Linked DNA regions of Homo sapiens: all the other regions are linked to region 2. Evidence: chromatin loops called from intact Hi-C (ENCODE). Cell type or tissue: PC-9. All regions are shown on one strand.

The links. Hi-C counts contacts between places; a loop is a spot of excess contacts. Peaks named below come from ENCODE experiments on the same cell type or tissue, not always from the same donor. Only the 100,000 strongest peaks of a DNase experiment are listed, where the experiment ranks them.
Region 1: it touches region 2 in a loop (21-fold over the local background); 16 of 110 quality-filtered maps call a loop at or near these places.
Region 3: it touches region 2 in a loop (14-fold over the local background); 2 of 110 quality-filtered maps call a loop at or near these places.

Annotation. Positions count from the first base shown.
Region 1 is chr2:24,380,295-24,384,294 of GRCh38, forward strand. No RefSeq gene overlaps it. Among named protein-coding and RNA genes, the nearest start is that of ITSN2, 22 kb to the left of the region's middle. In PC-9, CTCF peaks have their summits at 2,202 and 2,426; a DNase peak (open chromatin) is centred at 2,257.
Region 2 is chr2:23,822,442-23,826,441 of GRCh38, forward strand. ATAD2B (ATPase family AAA domain containing 2B) reads right to left here. Exons shown (of 28, transcript NM_017552.4): 16 at 817-1,128. Among named protein-coding and RNA genes, the nearest start is that of ATAD2B, 100 kb to the right of the region's middle. In PC-9, CTCF peaks have their summits at 2,478 (motif pointing right) and 2,679; no DNase peak of the experiment used is centred here; H3K27ac peaks cover 619 bases.
Region 3 is chr2:24,013,335-24,017,334 of GRCh38, forward strand. MFSD2B (MFSD2 lysolipid transporter B, sphingolipid) reads left to right here. Exons shown (of 14, transcript NM_001346880.2): 2 at 1-76; 3 at 2,822-2,946; 4 at 3,511-3,634; 5 at 3,952-4,000. Among named protein-coding and RNA genes, the nearest start is that of MFSD2B, 5.2 kb to the left of the region's middle. RefSeq lists enhancers at 2,737-3,292, 3,293-3,848. In PC-9, no CTCF peak of the experiment used is centred here; DNase peaks (open chromatin) are centred at 1,797, 2,437 and 3,097; H3K27ac peaks cover 2,227 bases.

The DNA of each region.
Region 1 (4,000 bases), 560 kb after region 2:
CAACATGGTGAAACCCCATTTCTACTAAAAATACAAAAATTATCAGGGTGTGGTGGCACATGCCTGTAATCCCAGCTACTCAGGAGGCTGAGACAGAAGAATTGCTTGAACCTTGGAGGTGGAGGTTGCAGTGAGCCAAGATCACACCACTGCACTCCAGCCTGGGCAACAGAGGGAGACTCCGACTCAAAAAAAAAAAAAAAAAAAAGTAGGTGTATTATTTAATCTATTTTCTAGGTCTAGAAAAGCAAAGGCGCTTCAATATTTAGATACCTACTTTCTAAATCATTATGTGTATGTGTGTGTGTACACTTGTGTGTGTTTGTGTGTCTGTGTTTACTATTTCAGTCAAATGCTGTATCATCAAAGTTAGTTGTATGTGTGAAAGAGAAACTTTGGATTCTAGGTGGACAACCCACTAGATCTTTGAGAAAATATCTATAAATGGAGAATAAGAACATTAGTTACTGTTTTGCAGGCTGGAAATGTGGCCCCATTCCCTCTCTAATCTTCTGCTAAGCCAGGCAGGACTTCAAGATCAAGGCCTAGGTAAAAAGTAGGCCTCCCAGGTACTTTACCCTCAGGGTCACACTTTGATTTTACCCTAGGAAGGGTAAATAAAAAGAAAGGGAAACCAAGAGAAAAAGAGCCCTTTATCTATAAATCCTGACCAAGAGTTTCTCCTCGGCTGAACTTTAGTCATGCTCCTCTGACGGTCCTCTGCACTAGGCCTTGGCCCTGTCCTTGCTGGGCCTGCATAGCCCAGTTTCAGTGAGAATCCTGCTCAGTGACTGTAGTGATACCCTCACACCCTTGATAGCTGGCTTCTTCATCCTCCACCCACAGTGTCTAAGTCCTTGGGTTGCCTTTAGCAACAATCCTATTAAGTTTGTTTAGCAAGAATCCTCTTATCTGCTCTTAGTAATTTTCCATCCATTGACCCCCTCACTCTGCTCCTTGGCTAAAAATTCCCACTTGTCCTTGTTGGATTGAGGGTTGAGCCCAACCTCTCTCCCCAACTCCCAGACTCCATTGCAGCAGTTCCCCAGAATAAAGTCTGTCTTACTGTTCTTTAGCACAGGTCAGAATAATTTTTTCTTTTTTTTCTTGTTTTTTGAGACAGAGTCTTGCTTTGTTGCCCAGGCTGGAGTGCAGTGGTGCAGTCTCAGCTCACTGCAACCTCTGCCTCCTGGGTTCAAGTGATTCTCTTGCCTCAGCCTCCTGAGTAGCTGGGATTACAGACACACGCAACCAAGCCTGGCTAATTTTTGTATTTTTAGTAGAGATGGGGTTTCCCCATGTTGGCCAGGCTGCTCTCGAACTCCTGACCTCAGGTGATCCACCCGCCTCAGCCTCCTAAAGTGTTGGGATTACAGATGTGAGCCACCACACCTGGCCTGAATAATTTTTTCTTTAACAACCCTGACAAATCCACCCCAGGCTATCTCAGGGCTACCTCAGAGAACCACCTTTTTTTTTTTTTTTTTTTTTTGAGATGGAGTCTCACTCTGTCGCCCAGGCTGGAGTGCAGTGTCACAGTCTCAGCTCACTGCAACCTCCGCCTCCTGGGTCAAGTGATTCTTCTGCCTCAGCTTCTCAAATAGCTGGGATTACAGCCGCACGCCACCATGCCTGGCTAATTTTTGTATTTTTGTAGAGATGGGATTTCACCATGGTGGTCAGGCTGGTCTTGAACTCCTGACCGCAGGTGATCCACCCGCCTCAGCCTCCCAAAGTGCTGAAATTATAGGCGTGAGCCACTGCACCTGGCCAGAGAACCACTTTTTAAAATCCAAAGATTTATTTAATCTTATTTATGTATTTAAAGACAGGGTCTCTTTTTGTCGCCCAGGCTGGAGTGCAGTGGTGCGATCTGGGCTCACTGCAACCTCTACCTTCCGGGTTCAAGTCATCCTCCTGCCTCAACCTCCTGAGTAGCTGGGATTACAGGCGCCCACCACCGCGCCTGGCTAATTTTTGTATTTTTAGTAGAGATGGGGTTTCACCATTTTGGCCAGGCTGGTCTCGAACTCCTGACCTCAAGTGATCTGCCCTCCTCGGCCTCCCAAGGTGCTGGCATTTCAGGCGTGAGCCACTGCGTCCGGCCAAAATCCAAAGATTTAAATAGGAACAAGCAGGAAAGGAAAGTCCATGGGTGAGCAAATGCTTCCAATCTCTTAGGTCCTTACATTCTTGTTAAACTTCACCCTTAGCAATAATTAAGCCCCAAAGTCTCCTTGACGTGTATATTTTTTTCCCACAGCAAAGGCGTTAGTGTGAGGAAATCCTTGTGCTCCCCCTAGAGGTTAGAGGGCGCATCCAGCACGTCCTGGCAAAGTGTGTGTGGATGGCGCAGGGTGGGTGGGGTGGGGGGATGCTTGTTGTTTTACTATTAAAGTCAGGAAATCAAGGGTTTTGCATTCTCTCTCCAGGGAGCTTTGCAGAGTACCAGAAATGTCTTGTCTGCACCTTCATGCGGTTTATTTTTCAGTCTTTGCTTGTTCTCCACCTGGGACTCATGAAATCGGTAGTTCTGCCCCTTTACAAGTGTTCCTTTGATGTAATACCCAGGGAGCCAGAGAACTAGGTCAGGACATTCTATCAAGTACAATCCAAGTATTTTTCCAAGTGGACCACCTGCATAAAAATATCCTGAAGAGTTTGTTTAAGATGAAGAATTCTGGGCCCCACCCCACAACCTTCTGAATTGGCATTTCTGGAGGTGAGGCAATTCTTATGCACATTAAGGTTTAAGAACCACTGCTGTACCCTACTTGAGAAGGAATTTCTCCCTTCTATATCTTGTTTAAAATTATGCTGTAGGATGCTATAATCAAACCCATCAGACAGGGTTACAGATCTAATGAGCCCAATAGAAAGATAACATAAGATGCTAGTCTTTCACTCTGAAAACAGAACCCAGCGGGCAAATCACAAGGTCACGAGTTTGAGACCAGCCTGGCCAACATTGTGAAACCCTGTCTCTACTAAAAATACAAAAAATTATCTGGGCATACTGGCGGGCACCTGTAATCCCAGCTACTTGGGAGGCTAAGGCAGGAGAATCACTCGAACCTGGGAAGCAGAGGTTGCAGTGAGCTGAGATCGCACCACTGCATTCCAGCCTGGGTGGCAGAGCGAGACTCTGTCTCAAACAAAAACAAAAACAACAAAAAACTCTTCCCAATTCAATCCCGTGAATCTAAATCCTCAAATATGTAGAAAATGCTTGTCTCTTTTTTTTTCCTTTTTAAAAAAATTTCTCCCATTTTTAAAATGTTTTCATTGTTGTGGGTACTTAGTAGGTATATATTGGGTTACATGAGAATTTTTTTAAATTTTATTATTATTATACTTTAAGTTTTAGGGTACATGTGCACAATGTGCAGGTTTGTTACATATGTATACATGTGCCATGTTGGTATGCTGCACCCATTAACTCGTCATTTAACATTAGGTATATCTCCTGATGCTATCCCTCCCCCCTCCCCCCATCCCACAACAGTCCCCGGAGTGTGATGTTCCCCTTCCTGTGTCCATGTGTTCTCATTGTTCAATTCCCACCTATGAGTGAGAATGTTGCCCAGGCTGGAGTGCAGTGGCGTGATCTTGGCTCACTGCAACCTCTCCTCCCAAGTAGCTGGGACTATGGGCAGTGCCACCACGCCTGGCTAATTTATGTGTTTTTAGGAGAGACAGGGCTTTGCCATGTTGGCCAGGCTGGCCTCAAGTGATCCACCTGCCTGGGCCTCCCAAAGTGCTGGGATTACAGGCGTGAGCCACCGCACCAGGCCTAAAAATTATTATTTTAAAAAGATGACCGTGCCCAGCCTACATGAGATGTTTTGATACAGGCATGCAATGCATAATAATCACATCAGGGTAAATTAAGTATTCGTCACCTCAAGCCTTTATCCTTTGTGTTACAAACAATCCAATTATACTCTTTTAGTTTTTTAGATTTTATTTTATTTTTTGAGATGGAGTCTCACTGTGTCGC
Region 2 (4,000 bases):
GGCTGAGGCAGGAGAACTGCTTGAACCTGGGAGGCAGAGGTTACAGTGAGCCAAGATCAGGCCACTGCATTCCAACCTAGGTGACAGAGTGAGACTCTGTCTCAAAAAAAATAAATTACCAGCCTACATCTCCCACTCCCCTGCTCTATATAATCAGAGTGCTTACCTGCAAGCCTGTTAAGAGGATTAACAGGCCGGGCGGGGTGGCTCACGCCTGTAATCCCAGCACTTTGGGAGGCCAAGGTGGGAAGATCACCTGAGGTCAGAAGTTGGAAACCAGCCTGGCCAACATGGTGAAACCCTATCTCTACTAAAAATACAAAAAAATTAGCCGGGCGTGGTGGCAGGTGCCTGAAATCCCAGCTACTCAGGAGGCTGAGGCAGGAGAATCGCTGTACCCGGGAGGCGGAGGTTGCAGTAAGCCAAGACTGCGCCATTACACTCCAGCCTGGGCAACAAGAGCGAAACTCCATCTCAAAAAAAAAAAAAAAAAAAAAAAAGGATTAGTAAGTGATGATTTAGGGGCTTTAAAGGTTAACCTATTATTATTATTATTACAGTCAACTTTCTAAAGATAGTAATAGCCCTACATTAAGATGATCAGAATGTCCCAAAAGTGAACATTCATTCATTTGTCTTAAAAACATTCACCAGGCAACTACCATATGCCAGGCAATATGCCAGGCCTGGAATATATAGTACTGAATAAACAGATATATTACAAAAGTGACACATAAATAATCTTATGAGGAAACTATATTTATTTATTCCTGTATTTGTTTCATCTTAACAATATAAAAAAGTAGTTTAGAGTACCTTCTTTTTTGTCACTCTGGCTAATTTCAGCATGAGGAAACACTTTTTGCAAGACTGCTAGGATGTTGTTGAAGCTTCTTTCCAGCAGTGGTCTTATGATGGGGGATAGTGCATGCCCTGAAGACATCACAGCACGTTGGGAAGCAGGCACGATATTCTGCATTGCATGGTAAAAATCTTGGGCACTAAGCACTATTGAGGAAACATCCAGCTGCAGTTTATGACTGCTAGCATAGATCTGGGGATAACGCCTCCGCAGTGCAATCAGGGCGGCTTCAGTGCACAGGGCCTTGATATCGGCTCCACAGTAGCCTAATACACAAAAGGAGAAGGATAGCAAAGGTACATTCATTATTCCATGCACCAACTATGTTTTGTAAATATACACATCTTTAGCTAAAGTCATAATCAATACTAAATCAATAACTATGTGCAATTTTACCAGCAAAATGAAAACTAGCCATTTAAAATCACCAAACAAAACTTTGAATAAAGGGCTGAATACTTACATTAAGATTAAAAATGTTTTGAATATTTTTAATTAAAAAAAACATAAGCTAACAATATTAAAACAAAACAAGCTATGTATCTTAAATATGTCCTTGATATGAGCTTTAAAACAAAAGCCATGTATTATGTGATTAACTGATTACAATGTACAACTTTTTTTTTTTTTTAAGAGACAGGGTCTCAAAAAATAAACAAGAGACAGGGGTCTCACTCTGTTGCCCAGCCAGGCTGGAGTGCAGTGGCACAATCCGGCTCACTGCAACCTCTACCTCCCAGCCTCAAGTGGTTCTCCCACTTCAGCCTTCTGAGTAGCTAGGACTACGGGCATGTGCCACCACACTCGTATAATTTTTTTCTTTTCTTTTATTTATTTTTGTAGAGATGAGGTCTCACTACATTGCCTAGGCTGGTCTCAAACTCCTGGGCTCAAGTGATCCACCCGCCTCAGCACCCTCAAGTGCTGGGATTACAGGCCTGAGCCACCACACCTGGCCTACAACGTACAACTTTCTTTAGAAAAAAGTTTTAAAAGAATAATAGTTTCATTTCAGTCCTTCATCAATATTCCTAATCATTAGGTTAGTCCTCATGACATCATACTCACTTATAAATGACTTTCTCTAATATTATTAACTTCCAAACACGTATAAAATAGTATATAAACAGAAACTTCAAAAACAGAGCTATTCTACTACCAACTCTGAGTACAACCAACTATTAACATTCAGTTACTCCCATAATTATCATTTAAAATTGTAATTCATCTGATAGTTCCAAATATATTAAAGTAAATAAGAACATTAAAAATATTTCCACTGATTTTCCACATTAATTTTCTTTTTTTAGTTTAAAATGACTGATAATCTAAGGGTTATACCAACATAAGGTATTATTTATTACCCATGTTTAATGTATGATACAATCAAACAACAGATCAAGCCCCACTGTTTTTAAGTCATTTCATTCATCTGAGTAACAAATACATACAAAAACACATGCTCTGTTGCATCCTTGTCACAAAAAGGAAGAAAAGCTCAAACTAGCCATATTGTTTTCCCTGTTGGCAATTAAACTTGCATTTGGCCACAATTATCAGTTATGCCAGTAGGGGGAACCATTCCAATAGTTATAGAATATTAGACCCTAACTAAGCTTCAACAAACAATACCAGGTTTATTTTTATTTTATTTTTGGGAGACAGCATTATCGCTCTGTTGCCCAGGCTGAAGTGCAGTGGGTGATCATGGCTCACCGCAGCCTTGACTTCCTGGGCTCAAGAAATCCTTCTGCCTCAGCCTGCTGAGTAGCTGAGACTACAGTGTGTGCCATCACATCAGGCTAATTTTTTTTTTTTTTTTTTTTTGTAGAGATAGGGGTCTCACTTTGTCCAGGCTGGTCTCAAACTCCTAGCCTCAATCCTCCTGCCTCACCCTCCCAAAGTGCTGGTATTACAGGCATGAGTCATCACACCTGGCCTATTTATCTTTTTATACCTCACAATGACCTTATAGAACACTTAAATACTGAACTAAAAATGGTGATTACTAAGAAAAACCTATTCAAAGTTAGGGAAAAACTTAATATGACCTAGAAGAACTTAATTCAGAAGACTATAAGCAGATTACGCATTAACATTGTTCCATGACAGTGATCTATCTCACAAATAATTCTTCAGATAACCAAATTTACCACTAGTGTCTCGTTTTATTTTCTATTTCTCAAAGAAACCTGGAAAAAAATTATCTTTTCCTTTTGCATATATACCCATTTCATTAATTCAATAATGTATAGAACACTAGCTCAAAGTTATAAAGAGTTAACAAAGTAATCTAAGTATATGATTATAGAATGTGAATTATGTCTTCCATTTCCGAGGAAATAGGAATATACTACCATCTTCAAACAACATAAACAATCACGTTTCTATTTCTTCTTTAAAAGGATATACACAGTTAATGAACATATTATATGGTCCTATTTTAAGTGCAAAAGCCTAAGTTTAAAAAAATTAAAACTCAGAAACTATTAGGCAAAACAAATAATTAGCCACTAGAAGGCATTTTAGGTAGTAAATGTTACCCATAACATTTATGTTTGCCACAACATGTTAATTACATATATAACAGCAATGTATTATTTATTGATTTATTCCAGACAAAGAAATGATCAATAGACCCCATTTAATGAAGTAGATTTTCACATTAATTATTATAACCAACAGACTTATAAAGAAGGAAATTTTTTTACATTCGCTTATAAGTAAGAATTACCAGTTTATATCTGTGGTTCTCACCTTGATTATCCATCTGAATAAACACTGAAACTGAAACAAAAAAAAACAGATTCCCAAGCCCCACAATAAACCCAGTGAATCAGAATCTCTGGGGGCTTGAAATCATATGTGCATTTCAAGAAAGCTTTAGAAGTGACTCTGATACACACAAAATTGAGAACTACTGATTTAACATACTTCCTTCTAAAACTTTAAAATTGCATCATAACCATGGCTAAATGGGTTATACTTAGGGTAACCACATGTGCTGGTTAGGCCTCTTGTCCTGTCATAATAGCACATCTTTTCACTCTCAAAGCGTCCTTGTTTAGAAAATAAATAATATGATCATTCTAGTAATACTGAAAATATACTACAGCCTTTTAGGCGTTAAAAGTTAAT
Region 3 (4,000 bases), 190 kb after region 2:
TGGTGGGGTCCCCAACCAGATAGCCTCCAGCGCCACAGCCTTTTACCTGCAGCTTTTCCTGCTTGATATAGCACAGGTAAGTGTGGGCAGTAGCCCAGTCTCTGCTGGCATCTTCCTTGGGGTCTGGTCCTTCCACCCCCACCTCTGCTTCTGCTCCCACTATCCTTGTAGACAGCACTTCTGACACGAGCTCAACAAAAAGCCAGAAGCCAATGAGGGCAAGGTACTCAAGAATGTTTACTGCAGCCTGTTTGTAGTGGGAAAATGAGAAACAATGTAGATCCCCGACAATATAGAAGCAGTTGGCTAAGTAAGCTGTATCATAGCCACATAATAGACCAAGCCTGTCCAACCCGCGGCGGGACGGCTTTGAATGCGGCCCCACACAAATTTGTAAACTTTCTTAAAACAGTATGAATTTTTTTGTTTTTTTTTTTTTTTAGCTCATTAGCTATCATTAGTGTTAGTGTATTTTATGTGTTTATATGTGGCCCAAGACGATTCTTTTTTTTTTTTTTTTTTTGAGACAGAGTCTCACTCTGTTGCCCAGGCTGGAGTGCAGTGGTGTGATCTTGGGGCTCACTGCAACCTCTGCCTCCCAGGTTCAAGCGATTCTCATGCCTCAGCCTCCCGAGTAGCTGGGATCACAGGTGCACACCACCACACTCGGCTAATTTGTTGTTTGTTTTTTTTTTTGAGATGGAGTCTCGCTCTGTCACCCAGGCTGGAGTGCAATGGCATGATCTCGGCTCACTGCAACCTCTGCCTCCCGGGTTTAGCAATTCTCCTGCCTCAGCCTCCAGAGTAGCTGGGATTACAGGTGTGTGCCATCATGCCTGGCTAATTTTTTGTATTTTTAGTAGAGACAACAGTTTCACCATGCTGGCCAGGCTGGTCTTGAACTCCTGACCTCGTGATCCACCCACCTCAGCCTCCCAAAGTGCTGGGATTATAGACGTGGACCACCGCGCCCAGTCTACAGCTAATTTTTGTGTTTTTAGTAGAGACGGGGTTTCGCCATGTTGGCCAGGCTGGTCTCGAACTCCTGATCTCAGGTGTTCCATCCACCACAGCTTCCCAAAGTGCTGGGATTACAGGCGTGAGCCACCGTGCCTGGCCAAGACAATTCTTCTTCTTCCAGTGTGGCCCACAGAAGTCAACAGACTACACTAACATCACTATCAAATAGACTATCATGCAGCCATTCAAAATAATGATCTATACCAGTTGACTTAGAGTGATTTCCATGATGCTCTGGTGAAAAAGAAAAGTTAGTTTTAGAGAAGAGTATATAAAATGATCCCATTTTAACAAAACAAAGACAGGCTCCATATGTGTGTGTGTGGATGGATATGTATATATACATATGTATCTGTCCATGTTTAAAATGTGAGCATGGAGAAAATTCTAGAAGGATATACACCAACTCGTTAATGTTGGCTACCGGAGGGAATGATGGAGAATGGAGGGTAAGTAAAACCAAATTTTTAAAATGAGGTATCCAGCCGAGCATGGTGGCTCACAGCTGTAATCCCAGCACTTTGCGAGGCCGAGGAGGGAGGATCACTTGAGGTCAGGAGTTCAAGACCAGCTTGACCAATATGGTGAACCCCATTTCTACTAAATATACAAAAATTAGCCAGGCGTGGTGGCACACGCCTGTAGTCACAGCTACTCAGGAAGCTGAGGCAGGATAATTGCTTGAACCCAGGAGGTGGAGGTTGCAGTGAGCTAAGATTGCACCACCACATTCCAGCCTGGGCGACAGAGCAAGACTCCCTCTCAAAAACAAAACAAAAACCAACAACAAAAAAATGAGGTATCCAGCCGGGTATGGTGGCTCACACACCCAGCACTTTGGGAGGTCAAGGCGGGAGGACCGTCTAAGCTCAGGTGTTCAAGACCAGCCTGGGCAACATGGCAAAACTCCACCTCCACAAAAAAAAAAAAAATTTAAAAATACAAAAATTAGCTCGGTGTAGAGGAACGTGCCTGTGGTCTCAGCTACTTGGGAGGCTGAGGTGGGAGAATCACCTGAGCCCAAGAGGCAGTGGTTGCAGTGAGCCGAGATGGTGCCACTGCACTCCAGCCTGGGCAACAGAGCGAGGCCCTGTCTCAATTAAAAAATAAAATAAAATAATAAAATGAGGTATCCACGAATGTTTAAGATGACAGTCTGATATGATCCCATTTATATAAACTGATCAATCTCAAGCACACATGAAGAAGCCTATGAAAGGCTGATCATCCAAACGATTCTGGCAGTTGTCTTGGGATGCTGCGATTTCAGATGAGCTTTGCTTAGTATTTTCCTGCATAGTTTGAGTGTTTTTCTAATAAGTGTATTATTTACATAGTCAGAAAAAACAATGCATCCTTTCCATTGTGAAACACAGTGTCCACCTCTGTCAGCCCAGAGGCACCCTCCTTGCTCTGAGCCAGAATGTTTTTCTAATGAGTGTATTATTTACATAGTCAGAAAAACCAGTGAATCCTTTCCATTGTGAAACACAGTGTCCACCTCTGTCAGCCCAGAGGCACCCTCCTTGCTCTGAGCCAGCCCCAGATGAGGGCCCTGGAGTCCTCTCCGCAGTGGCTGACATGAGTACTAATGGGAGTGTGCAGGGCGGCAGCACTCAGCTCCCTCCCCTGGACTCAGCCCCGGGATCAGCATCCTGGGGAAGGCTGAGGAGCCCTTGACACTGTGGCTCTGCCCTCCGGTCCCGGTTCCCAGGCCTCCCTCTTGATGGCAAGCAGGCCTGGATGGGCTCTCTGCTGCTGCTGGGCCTCAGCTCTCTATCCCCTCCCCTGTCTGTTTCAGATCCCTGCCGCCCAGGTGTCACTTGTTCTGTTTGGGGGAAAAGTGTCTGGGGCGGCTGCTGACCCTGTGGCTGGGTTCTTCATCAACAGGAGCCAGAGGACAGGGTCTGGACGGCTCATGCCTTGGTGAGCAACCGCTCAGTCCTTAGGATCCAGGCACCTGGTCCTGGCCCTGAGGTCACTGTTTGTCACAGCCCTATTTCCTAGCAGAAACCCACTGGGTGGTTAGGAGACAAGACTGGATAATATCGCAGGTGCACTGGGGACTGACTGTGAGTGATAAGGAGTTCAGAGACATTCTTGGGGACTCTCCCTCCCCAGATGGCACGGGGCTGGATGAAGCCTCCAAGACTCCCAGGCCTGGCCTGGGGCACTGAGTGTGGGAAGGCTGGGCTGAAGGCCATGCGAGGCCTCACGGAGGAAGTACAGCTCAGTGTCCCAATGTCCACACAGGGAAGGGCACCAGCAGCGCTGAGAGTGCAGCTGGAGCTCCCACGAGGAGTGGCCGCCCATTCCCCACTGCCTCCATGACCCATCGGCCACTTCTCCCCTGCTCCTGGCTCCCACCCAGGGCGCCCCAGCCTAGGGATTCTCAAGGGGCAGAGAAGGGGTGGGGTTCCTCCAGGCTGGGCCCTTTGTGTTCCCCTGTCTGGGTCGGGGGGCCGCTCCACCTCGGCTGTGCTTCCGCAGGGTGCTGGGCTGCACCCCCTTCATCGCCCTGGCCTACTTCTTCCTGTGGTTCCTGCCCCCCTTCACCAGCCTGCGAGGCCTCTGGTACACGACTTTCTACTGCCTGTTCCAGGCCCTGGCCACGGTAAGCAGGGCCCCTTCCTGGGCCTGTGCTCTGGCGAAGCCCATTGCTGGCCATGGCCACTCTGAAGTGTGCTGTGGGGGCAGGGCTGCCGCCCTCCCCACCCGCCTGTGCCTGGACCATGCCATTGGCACTCGCCAGCCTTGCGCGGGACTGGCTGCCCCCTCCTGCCTTTGGGACCCTAGCTCCGACTTCAGGTGGCCAGCTGGGATATGTCACGTTGGCCTGTGGGTGTCGGGATGTGACACCCAGGATGGGGGAGGTCGCCCGCTGTCACCAGGCAAAGCTGGGGGCGGTTCTAAGCTCTGCCGACGCCCCAGTTCTTCCAGGTGCCCTACACAGCGCTCACCATGCTGCTGACTCCCTGCC